2 separate regions of the Homo sapiens genome follow, and region 2 is linked to region 1. The links are chromatin loops, found by intact Hi-C in ENCODE. Cell type or tissue: ascending aorta. All regions are shown on one strand. Links, peaks and the distances in the headings refer to the core of each region. The heading gives the core; the rest is flanking DNA.

Evidence for each region. Hi-C counts contacts between places; a loop is a spot of excess contacts. Peaks named below come from ENCODE experiments on the same cell type or tissue, not always from the same donor. Only the 100,000 strongest peaks of a DNase experiment are listed, where the experiment ranks them.
Region 2: a loop joins it to region 1, with 2.0 times the contacts of the local background. A loop is called at or near these places in 10 of 110 quality-filtered maps.

The regions. Positions count from the first base shown.
Region 1 is chr15:67,858,385-67,874,639 of GRCh38, forward strand. No RefSeq gene overlaps it. Among named protein-coding and RNA genes, the nearest start is that of RNU6-1, 26 kb to the left of the region's middle. RefSeq lists enhancers at 1,338-1,838, 1,894-1,983, 4,333-4,422. In ascending aorta, for the core only: a CTCF peak has its summit at 5,204 (motif pointing right); a DNase peak (open chromatin) is centred at 5,277; H3K4me3 peaks cover 1,037 bases; H3K27ac peaks cover 897 bases.
Region 2 is chr15:67,915,063-67,920,062 of GRCh38, forward strand. No RefSeq gene overlaps it. Among named protein-coding and RNA genes, the nearest start is that of RNU6-1, 78 kb to the left of the region's middle. RefSeq lists an enhancer at 3,366-3,952. In ascending aorta, for the core only: a CTCF peak has its summit at 2,242; DNase peaks (open chromatin) are centred at 69, 819 and 2,159; H3K4me3 peaks cover 603 bases; H3K27ac peaks cover 4,899 bases.

The DNA of each region.
Region 1 (16,255 bases), core at 2,421-7,420:
TAATAATGAGTTAAATAAAATCCAGAACACATGTATATTTTAAATCTGCATGAGAATCATAATCTTTTTTGAAATTATCCTTTAACATTCCTTTCCTGAAAAGTTGAGAAACGATGTATTCGACACTATCTATGACAATGTAACAGCCATGATTTAATGATACTGATGGACAGTAGAATGTACATATGCAGATATAGTGTAGTTAGAACTACATTTAATATTAAGAAAAAAACACTCGAAAAGATAAAATGTGTTGAATTGTTTAACATTTTTCTTTATTATATTTTCCAAAAATTTAAAAACAGGCTGATGCTACCTTGGTAGAGAAATCCAGTGAAGCTAAACTCTAAGCCTCTGTTTTATTGAGGGATTAGTAATTTTTTTTTTTTTTTTTTTGAGACAGAGTCTCACTCTGTCACCCAGGCTGGAGTGCAGTGGCGTGACCTTGGCTCACTGCAACCTCTGCCTCCTGGGTTCACACCATTCTCCTGACTCAGCCTCCCAGGTAGCTGGGACCACAGGCACCTGCCACCACGCCCGGCTAATTTTTTTTGTATTTTTAGTAGAGATGGGGAGTAATTGTTTTATGGTTCTTGAAGGGCTGGGAGGGGCTTCCTGGTCTCTGCATGTCACTGGGGTCAGTGGGAGTGCTGCTGGAAAGTGAGGGAACATATGATGATTAATAGTAATAATAATAATAAATCAGTACTTGTAATGTCCCAGGAATTGTGTCAAGCAGTATCTCATTTAACCCTTACAACAGCCCTTTGAAGTAGATACTGGTAGATGGTATTTCCATTGGCTAGGTGCGGTGGCTCACGCCTATAATCCCAGGACTTTGGGAGGCTGGGATGGGAGGATTGCTTGAGACCAGCCTGGCAACCTGGTCAGACCTTGTCTCTACAAAAAATAAAAAAAATTAACTGGGCATGGTGGCATGCACTCGTGTAATTGCAGCTGCTGGGGAGCCTGAGGCAGGAGGATCCTTTGAGCCCAGGAGGTCAAGATTGATGTGAGCTGTGATCCCACCACTGCACTCCAGCCTGGGTGACAGAGTGAGACCCTGTCTCAAAAAAAAAAAAAAAAAATGGTATGCCCATTTTACAGATGAGGAAACTAAGGTTAGGAAACTTAAGTGACTTGCCCAACTAGTATGTGGTGGAACCCAGACTGAGACATGGGCTCTTAACCCCCCTGCTACTGTGTGTCATGTGAGAAATGTTGGAGAGGAAGTCCTGGGATCTCCTCCTGAAGAAATTGTCCCCACTACTGGATCCAAGCCCTCAGAATCAATTCATCCGTGAAACATTCACTGAGCCTCCTCTGTGTTCCAGGCCCTGAGGATAAAACGTGATCTGAGTCTTCAAGTAACTCAGGAGCCAGGGTGAACAGCCAGGGACGGGAGTCGGCCAAAGGAGGGGCCTTGGCAGGGGTAGGGAGGGTGAGGAGGTGCTTCCAGGAGGTGGCGGCAACCTGCTTGAGTCTTAAAGGACAGGAAGAGCCAGGCTGGTAAAGGGGTGAGGGTTGGGAAAAGGGCATTGAGGGCAGAAGGGCTTGAGCACAGAGGGGAAAGAAACCCCTGAGAGACACCATCAGCACACTCATTTCAGCTCTGCGGCTCACCTGCCTCCACTGTCCCCGCTTCTGCCGCTGCCCTGGTTACCAGAAGTCGTTTTGTTCAGTGGGAAGGTGGGCACAGGTCACTGCTAGGGGTGGGTACCTGAACATGCCAACCAGAGCCTCCTTTTTCCAAGATGTTTGAACATGGGTCAGATGGTCTCTCTCCAGGGCCTGACGGTGAGAGGTGCAGCCTGCAGAAGGCCTTAGCAGTGGGTGTGCAGGGGGCACCGTGAGAGTGGGCAGACCAGGCTGTCTGAGCAAGGACTCAACACACCTCTGAGGTCCCGCTGCATGCTCAGCATGGGTCCCGGGACACATGCCAGGGCCTTCTTAACACATTTCTTGTTTCCTTTAGATTGTCCAAATTGGGTTTCTGTCACCTGTAACCAAAGATCCTTGCTGACACAGCCCCTGAGTTGGTCAGACTCAGGAGAGGGACATTTAAACTAAGAGAGGCTCACCTATAGATCAGGAAGCCAACTGACTCATTTCCCGTGAGAAGTGTCACGGCTCAGTGGGTCAGCCTTTCACATCATTACTGCCGGTGTCTCCTTTCCCTGGAGAAAAGCCATCTGGATTGACAACTGGCCTCTTGGAGCAGGCCCCAGGCCCAGCAAGGATCTATAGCTAGAGGCATCAAGCAAGGACTGCCCAAGGGTCCAAAAACTGTTTCTGTTAAGGTCCAGACAGTGAATATTGTAGACTTTGCAGTCTCTGTTGAAACCATTCAACTCTACCACTGCAGTGTGAAAACAGCCACAGACAGCACATAAATACATGAGCATAGCTGTGTTCCAATAAAACTTTACTTATAAACATTGAAATTTGAATTTCATACAGTTTTCATGTGTCCTGATGTATTACTCTCTCTTTTTTCTTTTTTGAGACGGAGTCTTGCTCTGTTGCCCAGGCTGGAGTGCAGTGGCGCAATCTCAGCTTACTGCAACCTCTGCCTCCTGAGTTCAAGTGATTCTCCTGCCTCAGCCTCCTGAATAGCTGGAATGACAGGCACACACCACCACACCTAGCTAATTTTTGTATTTTTAGTAGAGACAGGGTTTTGCCATGTTGGCCAGGCTGGTCTGGAACTACTGACCTCAGGTGATCCACCCGCCTCGGCCTCCCAAAGTGCTAGGATTACAGGCGTGGGCCACAATGCCTGGCCAATATATTACTCTTCTTTCAACTTTTTTAAGAACATTAAAGCCATTCTTAGCTCTCAGACCAAGCAGAAACCAGTGGTGAGGGACCAGATTTAGCTTTGCAGCCTGTAGTCTGCCTGCTGTTGGCCTAGGGCATGAACACGTATGCTGAGAAAGAAGATGGTTGACAAGGAGGCTGGACAACTGGGTCCATGGGCCAGGCCAGGGACACTTCTGGGGCTGCTATGCAGGCTTGTCACTCTAGCTGCTTCTTCTCTAGCCATTCAGATCACCCTCTTCAGTCTACACCCTCCTGAAGAAGAAGCTCAGGACCCATGAGTGGGCTTAAGTGCTTGGAAATGATGACATGTCTAGTCTTGCCTTCCAAAATTTAGCCTTGGACTGCCTTGATGCAGCCGCTCCTGACGCTTCTAGGGGCAGCTGTCCTGCCCCTATCCCCTGTGAAAAGCAGATTATGAAAGCCCACTCATCCCACCCCACACAACCCAGGACCCAGAGGCCAGGGAGAGAATAGGCTGGCTGCAGCCGCTGACTCATGCCCTGGCATGAAGGCATGAACTTGTTCGAGAGGGATCTTAAAAGATACAGTAGGAAGCTGCAGTTACAAGTGGGCTCTGTGGCTGGGTGTGGTAGCTCACACCTGTAATCTCAGCACTTTGGGAGGCCGAGGCAGGTGGATCACTTGAGGTCAGGAGTTCAAGACCAGCCTGGCCAATATGGTGAAAACCTATCTTTACTAAAAATACAAAAACCAGCAAGGTGTGGAGGCATGTGCCTGTAGTCCCAGCTACTCGGGAGACTGAGGCAGGAGAATTGCTTGAACCCGGGAGGTGGAGGTTGCAGTGAGCCGAGATTGTGCCACTGCACTCCAGCCTGGGGAACAGAGTGAGACTCTATCTCAAAAAAAAAAAAAAAAAAAAGTGAACTCTGTGACTGGAAGGTTGAGTAGATTCAGGGACCAGGGTAGTTGTAGGAGGCCAGATGTCAGTTGAAGTTGGGGGAATGGAGATTGGTGGAAGAGATAACAGTGGGTATCCTGGAGACAGAGATTGACCGACTGACTGGCTGAAAGAGAGACAGACACAGCAGGTGAATCCCAGACCTGCCTTGTTTCTGGCCCTTCCTGAGGCTTGACTAGGGGGTCTTCACTGTAACTTCATAGCCCCCTTCCCCTATACCTGGGGTAATCTGGGTAATCCCAATGCTTCTCCAATACGTTCTATCAAACCAGAAGCTGTGGAGCAGGTAATTTCTTTCTATTTATTTATTTTTGGATTGGTATAAATTTATGGGATACAAGTATAATTTTGTTACATGCACAGAATTCGTAGTGGTGATGTCAGGCTTTCAGGGTATCCATCACCCAAATAACATACATTGTACCCATTAAGTGAATTCTCATCATCCATCCCCACATCCCCTTCTCTGCGTCCACTATCATTCATACTCACACCCATATGTATACATTATTTAGTTCCCACTTATGAGTGAGAACATGAGTATTTGTCTTTCTGTGTCTGACTTTTTTCACCTAACAACCTCCAGTTCCATCCATGCTGCTGCAGAAGACACAATTTCATTCATTTTTGTGTCTGAACACGATTCCATTGGGTATACAGATCATATTTTATTTATCCAATCATCTGTTGATGGAGACGTAGGTTGATTCCATGTCTTGGAGGACGTCATTTCCGCTGTTGGCGGAACTCATCCTGAGCTTCTGATCTTACTCTCCAAGGGAACTCTGCACTTCATGTTGGGGACTTTTTGCTGTCTTGGTGTCTGCAGGTTGGAATCTTGCTTCAGCCACAAAATTTCAGTTGGGTGGTCTGGGTCTCACTTCCCTCACCTCTTAAATGGCTGTCCTGCATCATGCACCATTTACTATGACAATGTTGACCTTTATCTGAGCCCTGTGCCTCCAGAAGGCAGCGACGATAAAGTTCTCCAACCTCTTTAAGTTCCAAGGAAAGAGCTAAGCCACAAAGGACCACCTTAAGCTCGCATCCCAAGGAAATACGGATCTCCATCCTTTCTTACTATTCCCTAAGATTCGCTGATGACTCCATTGTTTACCTGCCTCTCTAAAACCCCAGTCCCCTTTGAGATGCTCCTCATTAATGAACGTTCTCCCTATTGCAATGGCCTGAATGAAATCTTAACTGTCTGGGGCTTTTGGCGTTCACAATGACCATAATTGTGCTATTGTAAGCGTCAATCGGGGGCGCAGCCGGAGTCCCAGGTCCCAGTCCTGGCTTCCCCATGTCAGGCTTCCCCTTCGGGCCGGTTTCAGGTCTCAATTGGGAGCTCCCTAAGGGCCCCTGGCTTAGAATATGTGTGAGTGGCAACCCAGTCCCTCAACCCCTGCGCGGGGAGCCGGGGCAGAGCGAACTGCTGTAACTTTCGCACGCCGCCACCAGAGGGCGGCGGCTCCGCGGAGGAGGGCCCCAGCCTCTGCGCCGGCTCGCGCCCGCAGTGCCTTTAAAACGTGCGTTGGAAGTAGACGCCACGCAGCCTGCTTTCCAGAGTCCCGGCGTTTCCCCTCTTCCACCGCTGCACTCCAGGGGCCTCCCTTACGCGTCCGCACGCGGCGAGTCCTTCCACTATGCAGGGCGCGCCGCAGGACTCTTGAGTGGGCGGGAAGGCTGGAAAGCCAGCCTGGAGCTTCTGGTCTCTAGTGCTGTGCAGGGCACAAGGTCCCTGCCCCTCCCGCGGCCGCTGGCCTCTCTTCTCCTTAAGCCAGGTCGAAGGATTCCTGAGGCAGCGGGAAATGGGGAGGAGGGACAGGAGTCCCAAGACCACTGTCTTGGGTGCGGGATTTAACCAGTCACACCCGTCAGCCCCTTGGAACGTCACAGTGTTCCCTTAAAGTGGGCAAGACAAGAACTGTTGCCCCGTCTGAAAGTGGGCAAACGGGCTCCCAAAGAAAAAAGTTGATTAGGAGAGCTAGTAAATGGCAGAATTAGGACAGGAACTCAGTTCTCCTAGGCCCAGACTTGGAGCTCTTGGGGTGGGGCAGCACAGAGATGGCTGTCTGCCTGGCGTAAGTAAACTGGTCCCTTCAGCAGAAACGGGCGCTGCACATCCTCTTCCCGCAGGACGGCGACCCCTGGACATCAAAATGCAGCCACTTTTGGACTCAAATTGTAGAGTTCTTTTTTGTTGTTGTTGTTATTTATGTATGTATTTATTTATTGACACGGAGTCTCGCTCTGTCACCCAGGCTGGAGTGCAGTGGCGCGATCTTGTGTCACTGCAACCTCCACCTCCCGGGTTCAAGCAATTCTCTTGCCTCAGCCTCCCGAGTAGCTGGGACTACAGGCGCCCGCCACCACGCCTGGCTAACTTTTGTATTTTTAGTCGAGACGGGGTTTCACCATGTTGATCAGGCTGGTCTCGGACTCCTGACCTCGTGATCCACCCGCTTCGGCCTCCCAAAGTGCTGGGATTACAGGCGTGAGCCACCGCACCCGGCCCAAATTGTAGAGTTCTATGTACAGCCACGTTTCCATGATCTTTTTTTGTTGTTTTTGTTTTGTTTTTGTTTGAGACACAGTCTCACTCTGTTGCTCAGGCTGGAGTGCAGTGATGCGATCTTGGCTCACCGCAACGTCCGCCTCCCAGGTTCAAGTGATTCTCTTGCCTCAGCCTCCTGAGTAGCTGGGATTACAGGCGCACACCACCACGCCTGGCTAATTTTTGTATTTTTAGTAGAGAGGAGGTTTCACCATGTTGGCCAGGCTGCTCTCGAACTCCCAGCCTCAAGCGATCCACCACCTCGGCCTTCCAAAGTGCTGGGATTACAGGTGTGAGCCACTGCGCCCGGCGTGTTTGCTTTTTAAAGTGCATATGTCTACATACACATTTTAGAGGCAAATAGAAATACAAAAGCCAAACTGTCCACAGTGGCTGTCTGTGGCAGTTGGAGTAGCAGTAATGGAAATTGCATTTTCTCTGTATTGTCCAAAATATTCACTACTAGCATATATAAATCAGAAAGAGGAGCAATGATTCAGGACTTCTGTTTGACAAAATGATAATAATAATAATTCCTCTTTAAATAATTGGAAAATACAGGCTGGATGCAGTGGCTCATGCCTGTAATCCTAGCACTTTCGGAGGCCGAGGTGGGAGGATCCCTTGAGCCCGGGAGTTTGAAACCAGCCTGGGCAACATGTCAAAACTCCATCTCTACAAAATAAAAAATAAAAATAAATAAAAATGGGAAAATAAAGAGAATGAAGAAAATAAAATTCATCAGTACCCCCTGCCAAATATTGGTATTTTTCTTTCTGGTTGGTTTCTTTCTCTACAAAATGTGAATAACGGTATTAACTGTACAGGAATGTTGTGAGGATTGAGTGAGAGAACGTATATAATAGTTAACATTCCAGAAGTGTTAGCTATTTTTATATGTAACAAAATCAGCACCAGACTGTATCTACTGTTTCTGTGCTGCCGTCTTCACAGCCAACATTGCTTCATGAACAGTTTCCCATTCAATTATGCTTTTTAAAATTGTATTTTTAGTGATAGTACAGTATTTTATTACATTTAAGTACAATTTATTTAAGTTATCCCCTATTGTTAAGCCTTTAGATTGTTTCCAATTTTTGCTGTTAAAATAACAGAGAGATTAACATCTTTAAACATCTACCTTTGTCAGCATTTCTGATTATTTCCTTAGATGAATTTTTTAGAGGTAGGATTACTGGGACAAAGGGTGCAAATATTTTTCAGGCTTTTGACTCAGGTTACCAAATTGCTTCCCAGAAAGATCTTGCCAATTTACATTCCCACCTGCAGTGCGTGAGAATGTCTGCCCCACAGCACACAAAGGAGGGATTTTATTTTGGGATGGGTGAGATTTGAGTCTGTTGCTGAACCGAGGAAAATGAGCCCCCCAAGCCCCATAGCGAGGTAGAGTTTAAACTTCGGGACAGAGAGGGGATGTCAAAACAGGCAAAGTCCATGGGAGAAAGGGAGGGGATTTGGAGCAGGTTTACAGAGATTGTCTTGGATTTAAGAAGGGACACCTTGTGTTTGGAGACTGATGGAAAGAGGTATGATTGGGTGTAGACAGAATCATTGTAAGGAGGTAGGTGGATTCAAGAGGCTAGTCCCTAGTGGCTACCTTTTCTCAGTCAAGTAGGAGGTTGGGTCATCTATCCAAAGGTAATAGGTGAGCCTGAGAAGGGGACTTGAGGAGAGAGGTGCGACCCTTTAACTTGAGGACAATAAAAGAGTTGACTGTCCAGTTGAGGGTGATGACTTTGAGTTTGTCATGGCACCATTCTGCAGAGCTGTGGGTACTTTCTCTACAGCACGCAGTCACCTGGGGAAAGAAAAAGTCATACATATTAATTTAAACCAAATCTTTCAAAATGTGGTCAACAGTAGAAAACTATTTTTGGGGAGCTGGAGGGATTCATGGTAATGAAAAACTTGTGGGTTTCTGGAGTTGTACCGAACTTTCAAGGATCAGTTAATTTCTATCTTATATAAGTTGTTCCAGAAAGTTAGAAAAGACCAAAGTTGCCCAGATCATTTTATGAAACCAATATAATCTTGATTCCAAAATCAGTAAGGACAAAGCAATAAATAAATGTATTAAGTTCATTTCACCTATGAATGCATGTATAAAAATCCTGGCCAGACACGGTGGCTTACACCTATAATCCCAGCACTCTGGGAGGCCAAGGCAGGCAGATCACTTGAGGTCGGGAGTTCAAGACCAGCCTGGCCAACATGGTGAAACCCCGTCTCTACTAAAAATACAAAAAATTAGCTGGGCATGGTGGCATGCACCTGTAATATTAGCTACTTAGGAGGCTGAGGCAGGAGAAACGCTTGAGCCTGGGAGGCAGAGGTTGTAGTGAGCCGAGATTGCTCCATTGCACTCCAGCCTGGGCAACAGAGCGAGACTCTGTTAAAAAAAAAAAAAGAATCTTAAATAAAATAGCAACTAATCTAGTTATATGTTTTTTGAAAGTAGGTTTATCCCAGGAATTCCAGCTCAACATTGAAAATCACCCCACTTTAATAAAGGACAAAAATCACATGAAAAAAATCACATGAGTATCTCAAATGGTGAAGAAAAAGCAGCATATTGATAAAGTTTTTCACCTATTTTTTATTTATGAATAACTCAGCATATGACTTCCTTGAACTTATGAAAATGAAAAAAAAAAAAAACTTAGCAAACTGGAAATAGGAAAGGTGTGTTTAATTTGATAAAGGTTATATAGGGCCAGGTGCAGTGGCTAACACTTGTAGTCCCAGCACTGTGGGAGGCCAAGGCAGGAGGATTGCTTGAGCCCAGGAGTTCGAGACTAGCTTGGACAACATAGTGAGACCCCATTTCTACCAAAAATACAATAATTAGCCAGGGGTGGTGGCACATGCCTATAGTCCTAACTACTTGGGAGGCTGAGGTGGGAGGATGGCTTGAGCCTCAGAGGTCGAGGCTGCAGTGAGCCATGATTACACCACTTCACTCCAGCCTGGGAGACACAGCACGACCCTGTCTCAGAAAAAACTGGTTATATAGCAAAAACTTAAAGCAAACACTACACTTAATGAAGAAACTAGGAGCATTCACTTTAACATCTGGAACAAAATAAGGCATCCAACTGTACTGCTATCATTTACTATATAATAATAGAAGTTCCAGACAAAGCTATGAATGAAGAAAAATGTAAGACATACAGGATGAGAAGAAATAAAATTGTCACTATGTGAAGATATTTTCATTTGTCTTGAAAAGCAAAGAGAATCAGCATAGACTTTTAAAATTAAGATAATTCAGTCATTTAGTAGATAGAAGATTGACCAAAAATAAATCCTTAACATTTGTCTTCACCACAAACAACATCTATTCACAACAGCAACGACAAAGTATAAAAAAATCTAGTAATGTACTTAATTAAAAATATCTATGGAGAAAACATGAAAATGCTAATTAAGGATGTAGAAAATAACCTGACTAAATGGAGAGAAATTTTATGTTCTTGGATGAAATGATTGAATATTATATAGGAATCAGATCTTTATGAGTTAATCTATAAGTTCAATGGAATCCCAATAAAAATTCTAGCTCTATTTTCCAGGAACTTGATAAACTCACTCTCAAATTTGTGTGGACAAACAGGACTAAGTCAACCTTAAAAAAATAAAGAGCTAGAATTTGTCCTACCAGATATTAAGCACACTACAAAGCTATGTCAAACCAAACCAAATCAAACAACATTGTTTTGGCACCAAAACAGACCAATAGACCATGGAATGGAATAGAAAACTGAAAGTCAGACCATTAGCATACAGGTGGGAGACATCACAAATCAATGAAGAAAGCAGATTAAACCCGTTCGCTATGTGGGGGGAAAATCTAGAATCCCTGCCTTACACCAAAGGGAAAGGTATATGCTGTGTGGTGTTCTGATATATATATTGGTTTTCGTCCATATATTGGCTCCTAACTCCCATAGCCCTTGTTACAGTCTTGTTAGAATGTTCAGTGTGTGAGGCCTCAGGAAACACAATCTCTCTTCTGCCCTCCTTTCACCTGCCCCAAGGCAGACATCTAATCTATCCCCACTTTTCTGATTGTGGGTCTTAAGACCCTCCCTGAGCGGATTCCACCTCATACCCTGAGGGGCAAGAATGTTTCCATAAAAATCCAAGAGGACTGGGTTCAGAGAGATCCAGATAGCTGAACACATGCAGGCTGACAGGAAGAACGCATTCATGGGCCTGGAGGGTGGTGTATCCCAACTCCATGGGGACAGAAGCTCCTGTGCTGGAGACCCTTCCAGAACTCGCTAGAGGTCTCTTCATCTGGCTGTTTATTTGTATCCTTTAAAATATCCTCCTTAGTAAACTGGTAAATGTGTTTCCCTGAGTTCCGTGAGCTGCTCTAGCAAATTAATCAAGCCTAAAGAGACGGGCGTGGGAACCCCAACTTGAAGTCAGTTGGTCCGAAGTTCTGAGGCCTAGAGTTGTGGCTGCGGGGAAGGAGGGAGAAGTCTTGGGAACTGAGCCCTCAACCTGTGGGATCTGACACTATCTCCAGGTAGATAGTATCAGATATGAATTGGAAGACACCAGCCAGGTGTCTGCTGCTTGGTGGTGGGGGAAACCCACACACATCTGGTCACAGGAGGTTCTGTGTTGATGATTGTTGCTGTGTGATGTAAAACACTAAGTGATGTAAAACTTTAAGGTGAGAAATAAAACCAAAGTTAATAGAAGAAAATATAAGGGACTATCTTTGAAACTTGGGCTGGGAGAGGGACTCATTAAACAGAACTTCAAAGGCACAAACCCAAAGGCAAAAAATGCATTAATTTGATGACATCCAAATTAACTATTTCCATACAAAAGAGGATACTATGGACAATAGGTGACAGAATAGGTGAAGATATCTGTAAATCTAAAAATGATAAGGGATTAATACACAGAATATGCAAGTACCATTGACACAGGCTTTTATTCTCAGTCACTTTGCAAGCCAGGAACCTCTGGCTGGCAATGCCCCACCCAGGCCTCCCTTGACCACACTACCTGTTGCAGGAGATGGCCTGCCCACTTGGCCCACCCATGCTGAGTATGGCTTGCACACCTGTTCCTGAGTTCTTGTCCTGTGCCCAAGAAGAATGAGGATGCACTGACAGTCAAAGAATGAGCAAGGCAGGGAATTTTATTGAGTGATGAAACAGCTTTCAGCAGAGAGGGGATGCAGGGGTGGTCCGCCTACCCGAAGGCTGGAAAGTCCCCATAATATGACTAAGTCCGGGGCTTTTTACAAGCTCAGAATGGGGGAGGGGCAGGCCACAGGTAGTATTGGAAAAAGCAACATTCTATTGGTTAAAAGGCATTCAGAAAGAATCAGTTGGGAAAGGGAGGCAAAAAGAACAGAAGTTCTCATTCTGGGTTGCAGTTTCATCCAGGACCAGCAGTCCAATCTTTCAGCCTTCAGGCTGTTTTTGGCTTTAGGTGGGGTTTCACCGGGGACCTGCCCCTGTCTGCCTAGGCTGCCCCCTGTTGCTGTCACTGTCATCCCTCCATATCCATTGGGGATGGGTTCTACGCTCCCCCTCAGGTACCAAAATCCAGGACTGCTCAAGTTCCTTATTAAAAATGGCGTAGTATTTGCACAAAACTTGTGCGCAACGTCCTGGATACTTTAAATCATCTCTAGATTGCTTATAGTATCTAATATAACGTAAATGCTATGTAAATAGTTGTTATACTGTGTGTTTTTTAAGTCATTGTATTGTTGTTGTTGAGACAAGGTCTCACTCTGTCCCTACAAGAAATTTAAAAATTAGCTGGGGCTGGGTGCAGTGGCTCACGCCTGTAATCCCAGCACTTTGGTAGGCTGAGGTGAGTGAATCATTTGAGATCAGGAGTTTGAGACCAGCCTGACCAACATGGTGAAACCCAAATTAGCCAGGTGTAGTGGTGGGCGCCTGTAATCCCAGGGACTCGGGAGGGTGAGGTATGAGAATTGCTTGAGCCTGGGAGGTGGAGGTTACAGTGATCTGAGATCATGCCAGTGCACTCCAGCCTGGTTGACAGAATGAGACTCCATCTCAAAGTAAATAAAAATTAGATGGGCATGGTGGTGTGTGCCTGTAGATCTAACTATTTGAGTGGCTGAGGTAGGAGGATTTCTTGAGCCCAGGAGATCAAGGCTGCAGTGAGCTGTGATTGAGCCACTGCACTCTAGCCTGGGTGACAGAGCAAGACCCTATCTCAGAAAAAAAAAAGACTCAATTATATTGTTGTGTAAAATATACCCACTTTAAATATAAAGATCCATATAGACTAAAAGTAAAGAGATGGAGAAGGATAAGAAAGATATACCATGCTAACACTAATCAAAGAAAGCTGGAGTAGGTATATTCAGACAGAGCAGACTTCAGAGCAAGCAAATTAAACAGGGATAGGAGGGGCATTACATAATGACAAAGGGGTTGATTCTCCAGGAAGACATAATCTTTAATGGGTATGCCCCTAACAACAGAGCATCAAAATACATGAGGCAAAAACTGATAGAACTGCAAGGAGAAATAGATGAATTCATTATTTTAGTTGGAGACTTCAATACCCCTTTGTTGAAAATGGACTGATCCAGCAGTCAGAAAATCAGTAAGGACATAGTTGAACTCAACAGCACCATCAATCAACAGGATATAATTGACATCTATAGACTACTTCATCCAAAACAGCATAATACACATTCCTCACATGTACCGTTCACCAAAGTAGACCACATTCTGGGCCACAACCTGCACCCTACCTAATTTAAAGGAACAGAAATATTACAATGTATGCTCTCAGACTACAATGGGATTAAACAGAAAGATAGCTGGAAAATCCCCCAAATACTTGGAGACTAAACAACATACTTCTAAATGACATATGGCTGAAAAAGAAATCTCAAGAGAAACCAAAAACTATTTGCAACTAAATGAAAATGAAAACTCAAATTATCAAAATTTGAGGGATGCAGTAAAAGTGCTTAGAGGGATATTTATGACATTGAATGCATATATTAGAAAAAAGTTCTAAAATTATAATTCAAGCTTTCATCTTAGAAAAAGAACAACAAATTAAATGCAAGGCAAGGAAAAGGTAGCAGATCCCATAGAAGAATGGACAGTTTATCAAGAGAAAACTTATAAAAGTGGTAACCCAAACAGGCAAGTTAAGGGAATTATTAAAAATTAAAATCATTAGTAATCAAAGAAATTCAATTTTAAACAACAATGAAATATCAGCCTTACACCTAGAAGACTGGCAAAAATTGGAAAGTTGGAAAATGTCAAGTGTTAGCAGGTAAGTGGAGATATAGTTTCCTTCACATGCTGCTGGTGGGAATGCAGATTGTCAACCATTCTGGAGAGCAGTCTGATACATTAGATATACTAGATAAATTAAATATATGCACAGCCTGGGACCCAGCAGATCTACTCCTGGGTGTATATACACTCAGGATAAGTAATCATACAGGTCCATCAGGGAATACAGATTAGAACATTGGCTGCTGTGTCAGTTCTGCTAGCAGGCAATTGGAGACAAGCAGTTGTCCATCTGGAGAGGAATAAATGGGTGAAATGTGAATGATGCATGTAGTAGAGTGCTTTAGTCTGTTTTATGCTGCTGTAACAGATACCACAGATTGGATGATTTGCAATGAGCCAAGATTTATTTCTTACATTTCTGGAGATGGGAAGTTCAAGATCATGGTGCCGGCATCTGGCAAGAGCCTTCTTGCTGCTGTATCATAAGATGGCAGAAAGCATCAGATGGCAGTAGAGCAAAGAGAGGGTTAGAGAGGGCCAAATTCACTCTTTATCTTTCATTTTTATTTTTTTGAGACAAGGTTTTGTTCTGTCACCCAGGCTAGAGTGCAGTGGCATGATAATAGCTGACTGCAGTCTTGAACTCCTAGGCTCAAGGGATCCTCCCACCTCAGCCTCCCGAGTAGCTGGGACCACAGGTGTACACCACCACACCCAGCTAATTTTTTTTTTTTTTTTTTTTTTTTGTAGAGATGGGGTCTCACAATGTTCCTCAGGCTGGTTTCGAACTCTTGGGCTCAAGCAATTCTCCCACCTCAGCCTCCCAGAGTGTTGAGATTATAGGCATGAGCCACTGTGCCTAGCCCCTAAACTTGAACTCTTGGGCTCAAGCAATTCTCCTGCCACAGCCTCCCAGAGTGTTGAGACTTTGGATTGTCTGTAATGCTCATGCATTACAGGCATGAGCCACTGTGCCTAGCCCCTAAACTCACTCTTTTATAATAGCACCAATCCCACTCATGAGATGGAAGCTGTCAAGTTCTTAAAAGTCCCACCTCTTAATACTGCTACAATAGCAATTAAATTTCAAAATAAGTTTTGGAGGGGACAAACTTTCAAACCATAGCAGATGTATACATAGCAACATGAATGAATCTTAAAAACAGCCCTCAGTGACAAAGGTAGGAAGCATAATGAGATAACTTGATACCATTTATAAATTAAAGTAGATGCACATATTTTTGTAATTTATTGTATATGTTACCAATTTTAAAAATGCATACACACAAAACTTGAAATGGATCATAAGCCTAAATCTGGAAGCTGAAACTGTAAAACTTCAAGGAGAAAACATGGGAAAATCTTATGATTTGAGGTTAGGCAAAGATTTTAGGATTAAAAAAGCATGAATGAAAAAAGAAAAATGAATGAATTGGCATCATCAAAATTAAAAGCATCTGCTTTTCAAAAGGCACCATCAAGAAAATGAAAAGACAAACTGTAGCTTGAGAAAAAATATTTGCAAAACACACAAATGATAAAGGGTTTTGTGACAGTCATCAACTTATTGCTTCTTGGCTCCAAATTCACCCTTCTTTACCTGCTCTGTGATAATGGAGGTGGGTTAAATAAATATTTTTCTTTGATACATGATGTTAAGCCAGTAGTAGGCATGGGAGGAGGAAGAAATTGTCTCTTACTCTTTCCCTTTTCCTGAAAAGGGCAGCTTCTCCAGCTCCCAGTTCTGGCAGTGCATGGTAACCTTCAGTGCCCAGCTGACAGAAGCTTCCCTCAGCATCTTCTCTAAGTGGTGTGCCACTGGCAAGGCACCTGACCATGAACGGCTTCCCCCAGCACCCCATCACCTGAAGAATTTGCAGCAAGTTTCAAGGTATGGCACTTCTCTGTGGACAACACCCCCTAGTACCCTAAAGGGAAGATTCCACTATTACACTGTGAGCCACTTCAGTGTCTTCTCCACCACCCAGGATGCCATGCTGTGCTCTCCCCAGCAGGGTCTGGAGTTCTTCCTTGGACACTCTATCCTGCTGGCAGCGGCTGTTCCCTGTATTTGCCATTCTTGCATTCATCAGAGTTCTCTATAACTCTTATGAGTCGATTTCCCATTACTCAAATCTCCTGTTATTTCTTTATGTTAAACTTTACCTGTTTTCCATTTCTTGATTGGACAGTGATACCAAATTCTATCCAGAATATATACAGAAACCTCCCAACTCAATAATAAATAAAAACACTGACTTAAAATTGAACAAAAGATTTAGAGCTGTTTACCAAATAAGATATAAAACAAACACTAACTTAAAAATAAGATATAAAACAAAAGATTTAAAGCTACTTCGCCAAATAAGATATAAGCACATAAAAAGATTCTCAACATAATTAGTCAATAGAGAATTGCATATTAAAACCACAATGAGATACCATTAACATCACAAAATGCTCAAATTTTAAAATCTTGACAATACAAGCTGAGGATGTAGAGCAACTGAAGCTCTTATTTCTTTTTCTTTTTACCTTTCCTTTTTTCTTCCCTGGGATGGATCCTGAGCAACTAGAACACTTATATATTGCTGATGGAAATGCAAAATGGGACATTGGTTTGGCAATTTCCGATAAAGTTAAATATATACTGATGTATATATC
Region 2 (5,000 bases), core at 1-5,000, 54 kb after region 1:
CTTGTCCCTGGGTGGTCAAGAACAGAGTATTCCTTCTTTCTGAGCTGCTCAGTGTTCTGGCTGCTTTTCAGAATGTGCAGCCCATCCCCCAGCCTCTCAGAAGCCCCACCCCAGCCAGCAGCCTGACAGAGCTCACAATTCTGTTTTAAGCTTACTCCCTTACAACTAGTTTTATTTCCTAGTCTGACATCTTGGGAGGATGGGTGAGACCAAATCTGTTACATCAGTGTCTAGATGGAGCATTCGCTAGTTCAGGCCAAGACATTATGAGTTTCATTTTTATGGCTCTCCCAATCCTTGTGTGTGCAGATTTTATTGTGTTAGGAGTTAAAAATGTAATAAGCAAGGAGAAAAAAAAAATTAAGTCACTTCAGCTAAAGACTACAGCCTAACAAAATCCTTAACAGACGCTTGTTAGTCCTGTTGCTGGGAAGTATTTGTCCAGCAGACCTGGAACAGTTTAAAAAAGGAGTGGGGGTTTGGTTAACATTAAAGAAACACAAAGATTTTTCATCTGGCTCTGGGGGAGACCAGAGCCACAGAGGGAACAAGAAAAGAAAGAGGGGATTGAACATTTTTGCAAACAAATGATAAAACTGCCTTTTAAAGAAGGAGGGGGGATCCCTTGTCCAAACAAGACTTCTGCCAGGGTAGGAAATCATTTCTGCAATTGTTTACAATGCTCAGGCAGCCGGTCCTAAGTCAACATGGCCTGGGAGCGTTGCCCTGGAGCCTCCTGCCTTTGCCAGCCGCCTGCCATCTCGAGCTCAGCTATTTCTGGGACTTAGCTCCCTCCCTTGAAAAACAAACCGTGGCCCTCACTGTCATACCCAATAAACCCCCCAGTTTGTGCAGCCTTAATCATGTTTTCCAGAAGAGTTCTCCAACTGACGGCCTGGATGCAATGTGTTGGGCTCAGGAGAGCCAGTATGTGTGGGGGAAGGGAAGCTCTCATTTGTGGATGCCAAGATGGAAATTTCCATTGCAGTACAAGATGGCTTCACCTGTGGCCAAGGAAACCTACTTCATCTCAAAGAGGAGAACTTGGCTAATGAACAGCCTGAAATTTATGTCCTTTCTTACAGTTTGTTCCATAAACCCAGAGCAAAGTTTGCTTTTACTAAAAAGCACCATAATTACTAGTCATAACCCTTCACATCTGGTTGTCACTTAGTGTAGAAGTCTTTTCACTTCTGTTATCTCATTTGTTCTCCACCATGAGAAAGGCATTATTAGTCCCATTTATTTACCTTTTTTGAAAAAAAAAAAAAAAAAAAAAAAAGATGAGATCTCACTATGTTTCTCAGGCTGGTCTTGAGCTCCTAAGCTCAAGTGATCCTCCTGTCTTGGCCTCTCAAAGTGCTAGGATTACAGGTGTGGACCACTGTACCCAGTCAATCCCATTTATTTAATTAATCCATCTATTTGTCTCCTTATTTGGTGTTAATAATACAGTCATGTGGCTTGAAAATTTTAAATTCCAGTGAAAAGATGTCTTCTCTTCTACTCTTCCACAATTCTTCTGGTCTCTATCTGCCCACAGGTAACCACTACTGTTCATTTTTCTGTGTATCTCTCCAGAGATGCTTTATGTATATCTAAGCAACTTGGGGTGGTACAAGGAGAAAGAGTATTGCAGAGAGACAGAAAAGTCCCAGGCACTAGGCCTAGCTCTGTCTCCAGTTGGCTGTTTGACATTGTGCATGCTACTTTCCCTCTCTGAACCTCACTTACCTCACTTACGTCATCTGTGAAAATGAGAATAAAAGCTAACATTCATTAGGCTTATATGTGCCTGCCACTGTGATAAGTGTTTTTATATGTGTTAGTTGAATTAAGCTCGCTACAGTCCTATAAGGAGGCACTGTAAGTCCCATTTATCCATGACAAACTGAGGCACAGAGAAATTAAATATCTTGCCCAGGTCCTAGTTAATTAGAGGGAGAGCCTGGGTTTTATGAAGCTAGGTAGTCTAACAGTAGAGCTCATTCACCACTTAAACCCCTGCGCTATATACGGCCACTCATTTATGATACTGGCACTACCAAATGATGGCTTGAAACAGGAGGCTGCCCCAGAGTGGTTCCTCCCAATTTAGGTATCTAAAATCCTATGTCCAGTTCCCATAAAACCCTGGCCAGGCAGCTCTGAGTCACTCAGCCCCATTCAGATGGGATGGTGACAGCTGGCAAAGAGCAGCAGACAGCAGGGCAAGGCTCAGGCATGAACCCTGATGTCAGACCAGTGCTTCCCCCTGTGTCCCTCCAGGGGAATCAGGACAACTCCTTAATAAGAATTTCTTATTTTTTATCAGAGGTAGTAACGCACGTAATTTAAAAAGCCAACTCATATTCAGAGACAAAAGACAGCAGCCCAGAACAAACACTTTTAACTCCTTTGGTTAGTTCTGTATATATTTATCTCCCTTATTCTTGTCAACCTTAAATAATATTCAGAAAGTATGATTAAATATAGAGTTCATTTGAGCCCAAAGCTTGAGGATGGCCACCCAGGAACATGGATTCAAGTTGCCCTGAATATACATTCTAATTAGCAGCACCTACAAATGGGTTTTTAAAGGGAAAAAAAGAAGAGGCAGTTCCTAAGTTGTTTAACAAGAATTTACATTAAAGTAACATAAGCTATTAATTGGTTATACATTGTTCTTTGTATCACAAATTCTAGGAACATGAAGATAATGGGTGAGGCCAGCTAGTCAGGAACAAAATGCCTTTAAACAATTGCCCCCAGGGCATGGGCGGGATGCAGAGGTGGGGGTGAGGGATGAGAGTAGGGGCCTGACTGAAGTCCCAGGTCTCTCTGAGCCAAGTAAATTTTGCATACCTCTCATAGCTTACAGCAGTCTGAGCTATTTTTCTTTTTTCATTCTAAACCTAGATAGTAAATATTTTCAGCTTTGTGAGCCATACAATCTTTGTTGCAATTTCTCAACTGCCTTATATCTAGAAAGCAGTCAGGCAATATATACATAAATGGACATGGCCATCTTCCAATACAACCTTATTTACAAAAACAGATTTTTAAAGCAAAAACAGATTTGACCTGTTGATGCGGGATTTTTCTCGGTCACTTTGCCAGCCAGAGACCTCCAGCCAGCAATACCCCTGGCCCAGGCCTTGCTCGGGCCTGGGTTCACCACAGGAGAGGCCCCATCTACTGCTGGGCTATGCCTGGCTTGCACTCCAGTGTGGGTGCTGTGTCTGCTGTGACTGTGCTGGCAGGAGGGGATGTGTGAGCCAGTGACAGCAGGGTCCAGCCAGCTGTTCTAAGAGCCGGCACAGGAGTGGGATCCATGCAGGGCTTGTGGCTGAACCAGGTGTGTCACAAGCGACTCCTGTGGTAGACTCTGGTGTCCAGACGAGGGGAATGTGGTGGCACCCAAGCAGCGGTGCCCTGGACCCTGAAGCCCAGAGGGTGTGTTACAGTGTGCTAATTAGCTCTTTTAGTCCCATTTTCCGTGGCCCAATGGATGGCAGTGTGTTAACAGCTCTGTCAGCCCCGTTGACCCGCTCCAGCCCGTGGCTCGGCCTTGCTGCTGCTTCCTATTGTTTAGGGCAGCTGCCTTCTGCTGGCAGAGGGCAGAAGGCCACAGTGTTACAGCCTTCTTTGTACCTGCATTCAGTGGGTCCTGAGTTCTTGTTTCACATCCAAGAATAATGAGGTTATGCTGACAAAGGGTGAGGAGGGCAGAGAAGAATTTTATTGAGCAATGAAAACAGCTCTCAGCAGAGCAGGGACACAAGGTTGGTCCCCCACTTGAAATCAGGTGGTCTTTCAATCAATGTGGCTGGGTCTGAGGCTTTTATGGGCCCAGAATGGGAGAGTGCATGCTGATTGGTTTGTGAGTACGCAAGAAAGCCTAAAACGAAGGTACCACTCAAAGGTGGGCATGACGGTGTAAAATCCCAATTGAGGAAGGGTAGATACATGTAAAATAGGTGAAGGGTAGGGATCAATCAGGGGAAAGCACACCAAATGGGAAGAGAGGTTCTCAATCTGGTCCAAGGATTTACCCAGGACTTGTAGCTAGGGTTCAAACAGTCTTTGGCTTGAAGGTCAGGTTTCACTGGGGACCCACCTCTGTCTGACTAGGATTTGTCTGCTTCCTGTTGCTAATCACTGTGGGATGTAGTTTACTGATATCTGTTGTAAATTCTTAAATTTCTGTTTCTTAATTTATAAATTTTAATTAATTTTCTATTGTGGTCAATAAAAATTTCTTTTTCTTCATTTCTATTTTTATTTTTTGAGACAGGGTCTCACTCTGTCACCCAGCTGGGTGACAATCATTACTGACTGCCTGGAGTGCAGTGGCACAATAATGGCTCACTGTGGCTTCAACATCCTGGGCTCAGGTGATCCTCCTACCTCAGCCTCCCGAGTAGCTGGGACTACAGGTGTGCACCACCACGCCTGGCTAATTTTTTGTATTTGTTTTTGTAGAGATAGGGTTTCACCATATTTCCCAGGCTGATCTCAAACTCTTGGGCTCAAGCAATTCTCCTGCCTCTATCTCCTGAAGTGCTAGAATTATAGGCATGAGCCATTGTGCCTGGCCCCCAAGAATTTACCTTTCTTAAACAGCTCTCCTCTCTGCAGTTGTTTACCCTCCCAACTCATCCTAATAGAGTTATATTGTAATTATCAGTTACATTAATATTCAATGTTTATATTATGACTAGGTAAATACTGTTCTCTGTTGAGCCAAACAATATACCATCTCCTTTCTCATACGGCCTTTGTTTTTACCTGGAGTTAACTATTTCATTCTTTTTTTTTTTTTTTCATTTGCATGGTGTATTTGACTTTCAACAGCCTCTCTCAGAATTTTCTACATGGTTTAACACCTCTTTTTTCCAGTGCTACTGTTTTGCTGGAGGAGGCCCTCCTACAGCCTTCCAGACTGCCACTCCAGTGTAGACTGGGATTCCCTGGGCCTGGGCTTATCTCTTATCCTAAAACTTTCTTTCTCCACTATC